2 separate regions of the Homo sapiens genome follow, and region 2 is linked to region 1. Evidence: chromatin contacts called from ENCODE Hi-C data. All regions are on one chromosome and are shown on one strand. The core of a region is the stretch at or near the end of the contact, and the rest is flanking DNA. Distances in the headings are between cores, read along the strand shown.

Region 1 (3,945 bases), core at 771-3,270:
CCTAAGGGCAGAGAGAAAACAGGTCACAAAAATGGGAACCAAACTTATTAGAAGGCACTGTGGAATGCCAGAATCTCAGTAATCATATTATTCTTTTAATAGCAACAAGCATTCATACAGTAGGTGCAGGCAGCCTTCTAAGGTGCTTGATACCTTTTAACTCATTTGAACAACCCTATGGAAATAGGAGTTATTGTTACTCCTATTTTATAGATACAGAAAATGAGGCACAAGAGTAGATGACCTCCCTAAGGTCACATTTTGAGAAACAGAGCTACAATTTTGGTACCAAATCTAAGCAAACCTGTATCCAGGGTCCCTAATCCTAACCACTAGGCTGCAGGGCCTCTTCTCAGTTGAGATGCCTGTTTCTGGCCAGGCGTGGGGCTCACACCTTTAATCCCAGCACTTTGGGAGGTGACGGCAGGAAGATTGCTTGAGGCCAGGAGTTCAAGACCAGCCTAGCCAAGATAGCAAGACCCTGTCTCTTATGTTAAATATACACACACACACACACACACACACACACACACACATATTATACATATAATTAAATTTTTTTTTAAAAAAAGACTCCTGCTTCTAACACTTAATTCAAAGAAACCACTGATCTCTGACTCTCAGTTTCCCTCTCTGTAAAAGGGGGTTGGCACTTGCCCTCCCTACCCTACCCAGCCTTTTGACACTTAATAAAACCCTAAGAGTAAGCTGCAGTTGTTCTCTACCAGGCCTACTTCCATCTAACATTTTTCTTTGCAGGATTTGGAAACAGGAGGGTAGGGAGACCTGAGGTCAAAGAATATATACCTTTTCAATGGCATTTCAAGTGCTGTTGGTTAGATAAAATTTCCATGACTCCACTAAAATAAAATAAGATTTCTTTCTGCCATCCAGCAATTGGTCTCTTATCTTGGGCATAAAGAAGAACATGATGCCTTTCTGAACTGGATGCCTTAGTACACAAAAGGACCTCTGAAACCTGGGGCTGTAAAAACAAGCGGGTGAAGCGGAAACTGCACTGCATAATGGATATAAGCAAATCCTCTGATACAAAAAGTTGGTCGCATTGTTGTTATTCTAATCAGTAAAATAATAACGATGCTCAGGGAGTGGAATGATTTTTTCGCCTTCGACCAGAGAAACAACAGAGTGGTCCAGTGGTTCCAGCCTAGATCCCTCCAGCTCCGCGAAAGAAGCCGAGATGCTGACTTTCGCACTGCTGCGGGCAAGGAACAGAAATGCACGCACGCATGCACACGCGCGCACACACACCCCTGACTCGCGACCACTGACCTTGAGAACTGGACCCCCGGGTTCTCAGCCCGCAGCGGTGTGGGGCTGGCTGCATCCCTCCCGGCACTCACCTCTAAAGTTTTCACTAGGATCTTCATGTAGATCTCGGAGATGCCCAGAGACACTCCGAAGACCGAAGGTAAAAGGATGAAGCCGAGAACCAGCGTCAGCCAGGTGGAAAGGATCTTCCCGGCCAGCTCTGCGCCCTCCATGACTCGGCGCACCCACTCAGGAGAGGTCCGCAGTGGAGGGCCGAGCGCCACAGCAGTCCCTGTCCCCAGGCAGTCCCGCGGGAGCTCCAGGAGCAGAGCGCCGAGCCCGGCACTCACCTCTGCGAAGGGAAGAGAGGAAGGAAAAAAACTTTCAGAATTACGGCAATATCCTTCCTTCCTCCCTGGGCTCCTCCTCGCCCCTGCCAGTTAACTCTTTCTCCGCTGGCTGCCCAGGTCTGGGCTGAAGCCACCGCGGCGTGCGGAGACCTGGGTAGCGCGAGCCAGTGGTCGGAGCTGCGGGTAAGCGGAGGCACACCGCGGCGCGGGCAGAGCGCGCGAGCGCAGCCAGGAACCCGCCCCGCCCGGTGCCTGATTTCCTCTGGGTGGCGATTGCGACAACTCAGCAGATGACTCACGGAGGCCCTCCCCGAGCCAGGTTCCCTGCGGGAGCACCGCACTTTGGCACACCGGTCGCCGGCGGAGCTGGCACCGGGCCGCGGGCTGTGCTGGAAGCTGGCTGCGCTCGGGCGCCCAGCGCCCTATTTCTGCGCGCTGCCCTCGCCCCACCTCCTCCGTCACCCAACGGGGGAGCTCCCTGGCAGTACTTAGCCCAGGAGTGCCGCAGCCTCCTGGGCGGTCTCCGTTCTTCCCCGCGCCCCGCCTCCCCCAGCACTCAGCAAAGGTCCTTTCAGGAGGAGAGTTTTCATCTGAAAAATGTCAATATTTTCTTCACCCGCAGAATGAACTGCTGACGTATCTGGGACGCTTGAGGTCTTGTTTGTGTGGGTGTAAAACGAACTCTTGGAAAGGGCTTCCAAGGACAGGAAAACGCAGAGCGCACCACGCAGCCGTGTACGCCGCTTCTGGCTTCCACACCTCCTTCCCCACATGGCCTACAGCTGTGGGGCTCAATCTTGCTTATCCCGAGAGTAGGAAGCTCTCTCCACGCGTTGCCTAGCCCACTGAGCCGCCATCTCCCTGGCACAGAAACCCTGCGGCTAAGTATCTGTCACTCCCTTTCTGGGGGAAGATTCCAACCACACCTTCCCCTACCATTCAGCCAATACTATCCGCGCTTAGGCGTAGCAGAAATGCCAGGCCGGCGCAAGCCTTCATTCACCAAGCTGACAGGTGTCTCCTGGGTGTTCAGGCTCCGCGCTTCTACCGCGCCAGCCCTTATCAGAGCAACGAAGGGCAAAACCCTGTATGTTATTTACTACATTGCTGTTCTCTTAGAGACCAGAACTATTTTTAAGAATGAGCAGAAGGGATTTTGAGAAGGGATTTTCCAGATTGCCGCTGAATTCGACCAAAATCTCTTACAGGTACTTTTCAGGTGTTGTTTCAAGCTGGAAAAAAACTGAGAGGGCCAGCAAACTGAATTGAAACAGCGCTGATAGCAAATATTGCAGAGAAAATGGTCCCTGCCCAGGGTGTGGAGGAAGTGGGGAGCCAACGAAGTGACAAGCCCCTCTGTAAAGAATGTAGATGTCTGCCTTAAGTACTTACTGCCAGGTAGCTGTCACAAGCCCCCTCCCACACTAAGAACGGAAAAAATTATAACTTGATGATTAAAACCAGGTTATGGACCGGGCGCGGTGGCTCACGCCTGTAATCCCAGCACTCTGGGAGGCGAGGCGGGCAGATCATCTGAGGTTAGGAGTTCAACACCAGCCTGGCCAACATGGCGAAACCCCCGTCTCTACTAAAAATACAAAAAAATTAGCCCCGCGTGGTGTCGCACGCCTGTAGTCCCAGCTACTCAGGAGGCTGAGGCAGGAGAATCACTTGAACCCGGGAGGAGGAGGTTGCAGTGAGCCGAGATCGTGCCACTGCACTGCAGCCTGGGAGACAGAGTGAGACTCAGTCTAAAAAAAAAAAAAAAGGGTTATGAATGAAGAAGTGTTAGGAGCTTGGTTTCTCAAAATTAAACCTCTGTAAGGTTGGCTAGTTTAGAAAAACACGGAAAACGCAACTACCGAAAGCTGCCCAAAGTCCTTGCTTTCAAACACTATATATATTGAGTGCAAAACTTCAAATATTATATTGGCATATTTAACACCATATGTTCAGGCAAAACTCTTATTTTCCTTTTATTTCCTCAAACCAAGATAACTAAGGAAGGCTAAATCCTTGTACCAAAGTTTACCCCACAAGGGAGATAATACACACAACTTTGCGTGTGCTGAGTGCACACACTCTCCAGTGATTTTTGGTGCTCATGAACAAACTCCACAAAATGGTTTTGGTTTGGTTTTGTTTTAACTGTTACGGAAGAATTATTCGTCCACAGCTGTATGGTGCAATGGTAATAAAATGGAATTTGGAGTCTTCGATTGAGAGCAGCACGAACACATATAAGTTTGAGCAAGTGCTTCTGTGCTTCACCTTTCTCATCAGGAAGATGGGTTCTTCTCAGGGTTGAAAGTGATTGTGAGCA
Region 2 (3,945 bases), core at 938-3,437, 5.1 Mb before region 1:
GCGGGTGGACAGCCTGAGCCCAGGGGTTGGAGATCAGCCTGAGCAACATGGCAAAACCCCGTTTCGTCTTTTGGCGAAACCAAAAACTACAAAAAATTAGCTGGGCATGGTGGTGCACGCCTGTGGTCCCAGCTACTTTGGAGGGTAAGGTGGCAGATTCGCTTGAGCCTGGGAGGCGGAGGTTGCAGTGAGCCGAGATCGCACCAGTGCACTCCAGCCTGTGCAACAGAGCGAGACCCCCCATCTCGAAAGAAAAGATATTGTCATAACTTTATTTCTACCTCTCTATGCAGAAAATCCCATTCGATCTGGAGAATAGTACTTTTACTTATAAAACTGAAGCATAACTATCTTGTGTCTCCAGTAGGGGTACTACTACTCTCATTAAGTATAAAAAAAGTTTTTAATTGGTCATACAAATCTTAAGAAATTTAAATTTGGTCTTCAGAATGAAATGCTATAACGAATGGCTTCAAGCACACAACATGGAACATTCTGAAATCCCTGTTTCTTTTTCAAAAAGTAAACTCCAGCTACTTACTGAACAAGAACTGGATGCTAGTGCTAATGTGCTAATTTTGTTTTTCATGCCAAAGGAGTTCTGCCAAAGAGGTTTCTAACCTGTCCTCCTTGTTCCCTGCATTATACTTTTTACAGAAAGTTCCTAGCCTCGAAGGCGGTACGACCATGATGTAAAATATGTAATTCAATTATTTTGCTTTAGGATATGCAATCCATGTACTTTGCTTTTCTGATTTATAATGCTACTCCCTCCTCCCCCAGGGTAAAGGAAAGTACAAAAGGAGAGAGCTTCACAGTAATCTGCCGACTAAAACATGATACCCGATCACCGCATTTAAAACTTTTTATTTTTTCATTTCTCTCAAGTCTAGAGTTGAAAAATCAGCTCACTTGATCTTATCTAATCATCAAATAAAAGGTTCTAGAAATAGCTTCTTATTTGTGGAAAGAGCCAGAAGACACATACAAATGGAAGAGAGCTCTTGAATCGTCTTTCCCAAAGCATTCTATGCGTGATGAATGCAAGCAAAATCCTGGAAGGCTTTTCTCTGAATTAGGTACTTCCTAATTGAGCTCATTTGAAAGCTGATGTAAAATGCAATCAGAAAGCAGCCAGAAACAGTGACAGACCAACAGCAAAGTTCAAATACTTATTCCCTGGAGCTCATGCTGCATACACATATTCCGTGCACAGTCGCATTAGGTACTGTCTCCATAGGCTCACCTGTTTCAGGTTACACATGCTCCTCTCGGTCTGGTTGCCCTGGTTTGCCCACTCCACACATTCACAAATGACTCAAGTCTCACCTGCCCCCGGCCGTCCCAGCTCCTGACACCCCCGCGTCGGTCCGCACCGACGTGTCGGCGTACACACACACACACACCCGTACACACGTGTCCGCACACACCCTCGCCCCCGGCCCCGCCCAGGAGGCGGACCCGGGAGAGGCGAGCCGGCCCGGCCTCCGCGAAGTGGGTGGTGCCGGGCCCCGCAGCCCTGCCGGCGCTGTCATCGCGGACGCCGTGCACCGCGTCCTCGGCGCAAACTCCTCGCGGCCGCTGAGGTTCCCCAAAATGCCAGGGCCTCGCCAGCTCCCATTTCAATTGAAAGCGTCCGCGCCCCTCACTGCACGGAGGTCCCTGGAACCCCAGAATTTAAATAGGGGCAGGGGGCGAGCATAGGGACTATCCTCCTTTTGACTTTCTGCGTCGCAATTCCTCCCGGGCGGCAGGGCGGGAGGGCGGCCGAGCGCGGGCGGGAGGCGCTCCCATTTTGAAGGCTTGTCTCGCCTTTCCCGGCGCGGGGCTCTCTGACCGGAGGGCGAGCCCACGAGAACGCCAGGGAGGCGTACGCAGGGTACTAAGGGCGCCGCGCCCCAACCTCCCCGCGCCCCAGACCCAGGTCGTCTCTGGAGGTGCCTGCAGCCCCCGCCGCCGGAGCCACGGGAGGAGCCGCAGCCGCCCCTCCGGGAGCCGCGCGCTGACTGCAGTGCCAGGCGGAACGCGGCCCAGCGCGGCTGCAGCTCCGCCGTACCCCCCTCCCTGGAACCCCGGCCCCCGCCCTGCGCACCTCGGCAGCAGCCGAACCGCAGCTTGGGACTCCGACTGTCACAGCCCCTCTCGCCGGACCCGGGGTTTCTCCGTTTTCGGCGTCACAATAATAAGGAAGTTTCCCCGCAAGCCTGCGGGCGGCGGAATGCGCTGGGTGAATGGCTTCGCACCGGGCCAATGGGCGCCGTTCTGGGATGGGCCCGCGCCAATGGCGGCCGCCGTGGCACGGGCTGGAGGCGGGGCGGCAAGGTCCGCGGGCAGGAGGAGGGGAGAGGCCCAGGCCCCAGAGCCAGGCGCAGGCTGCCCGAGGTGACAGGACTCGAGGGCCCGGCGCGGGGACAGCGGCACGGGTGTGTCAGCCGAAATCGGACTGCAAGACATAGAGCGTTGACGCTGAAATAAGATTGCTTTTCACTGGCGGGGAAGCGAGCTGGACCGATCAGCGGTTGCCTATTCAGGTTCTGGACTCTGGTTTTTATTATTTATGAAGAGGTGACCGAAAGCCTTGGGCACGGGGGAAAAAGCTGGAGGGTGACAATTGAGGGAGAGTGCGCTAGTCTTCTGCTTTACTCCCCTTCGTAGGACTGTAGGAAGCGCGGCGCCGGCCCGCGGCGCTGCGCGGTGGGAGAGGCGGGGAAGGAGGTACGCGGCAGCCGCCGGCGCTCTTCTGGAGAGGTGGGGATCGAAGACCGGCACGGGGCTGCGGAAGAAAGGCGGGCCTGGGGGAGGCTGGAGGGTGGACCCGGGGGGAGCATAGCAAGAAGAGTCTGAGCACCAGATCTTAAAATCTTGTAATCTGAAAGACACTCTGTGGCCTATACCCAGTAACGGATTTTTTAAAAGTTTGTCCTCTTCCACTTTTCCCTAGCGCCGAATCCCAGAGCTTCCTCCCCCTCCCCAAGGTCACTAGTGCTTTCATACTTGCCCTAGACCTGATCTGATCCACAGCTAATCTTTTGCAGAAAACCTCAGAAAGGTGACTTCATGTGTCTGCCCCCCTTAAATGTAAAATGCAGAACACTGGCACGGTACTGCTTTAATCCAAAGGAATAACTCTCCCAGTGGAAGAATTTCTATAACCTGGCATTTGAAGCAGGAAGGCCCTTTGAGGATAGATTCTTACCAAGGACATTCAAATCACCTCAGGTCTGCAATCGCTCGTCCTGAGAACCTAACAGACTGACCAAGTAGAAAAGAAAGTTTCAAGGAGTGGTGTATCCTGGGGATGAGACGTTGTTGGCTGACTGACAGTGTTGAGCCCTCCGTGAAATAATGCAAATTGTCCAGTACACTGAGACAAGAAAGCTAAAAAAGCAGAATCTAAGTTATCAGGTCATCTAAGAAAAAATCCAAACCTTTGAAATTTGGATCACACTTGACACGTTTAGAAACACTGGGGATGGCCAGGCGCGGTGGCCCATGCCTGTAATCTCGGCACTTTGGGAGGCCGAAGCCGGTGGATCACTTGAGGTCAGCAGTTCGAGACCAGCCTGGCCAACATGGTGAAACCTTGTCTCTACAAAAAAAAATACCAAAATTAGCCGAGTAGGGTGGTGTGCGCCTGTAGTCCCAGCTACTCAGGAGGCTGAGGCAGGAGAATCACTGGAACCTGGAAGGCGGAGGTTGCAGTAAGCTGAAATCAAGCCACTGTACTTACTCCAGCCTGGGCAACAGAATGAAACGTTGTCTCAAAAAAAAAAAAAAAAGAAAGAAAAAGGAAAAAAGAAACACTGGGGACAAGAGTAACACAATTCACTTATATTCCAGATATGTGGCAGTTTCACAAAAGTTTAGTCTATTACAAAGATGCAATCCCAATTTAGAGATGCTGTTGGCAAAAGAACTGGTTAAATGCCCAAAGAGGAGTCTGGT

Evidence for each region. A loop is a pair of places that touch in the nucleus more often than their neighbours do. Pooled maps may share reads with other maps.
Region 2: a loop to region 1 is called in a pooled map of psoas muscle, with 5 times the contacts of the local background. The contact joins the promoter of HERC3 here to the promoter of GPAT3 in region 1. A Hi-C loop is called at or near these places in 2 of 50 pooled maps.

Annotation. Positions count from the first base shown.
Region 1 is chr4:83,534,183-83,538,127 of GRCh38, reverse strand. GPAT3 (glycerol-3-phosphate acyltransferase 3) reads right to left here and starts at 2,020. Exons shown (of 12, transcript NM_032717.5): 1 at 1,365-2,020. The coding sequence starts at 1,505.
Region 2 is chr4:88,590,722-88,594,666 of GRCh38, reverse strand. HERC3 (HECT and RLD domain containing E3 ubiquitin protein ligase 3) reads right to left here and starts at 2,187. Exons shown (of 26, transcript NM_014606.3): 1 at 2,093-2,187. RefSeq lists silencers at 1,162-1,571, 1,892-2,451, 2,622-2,681.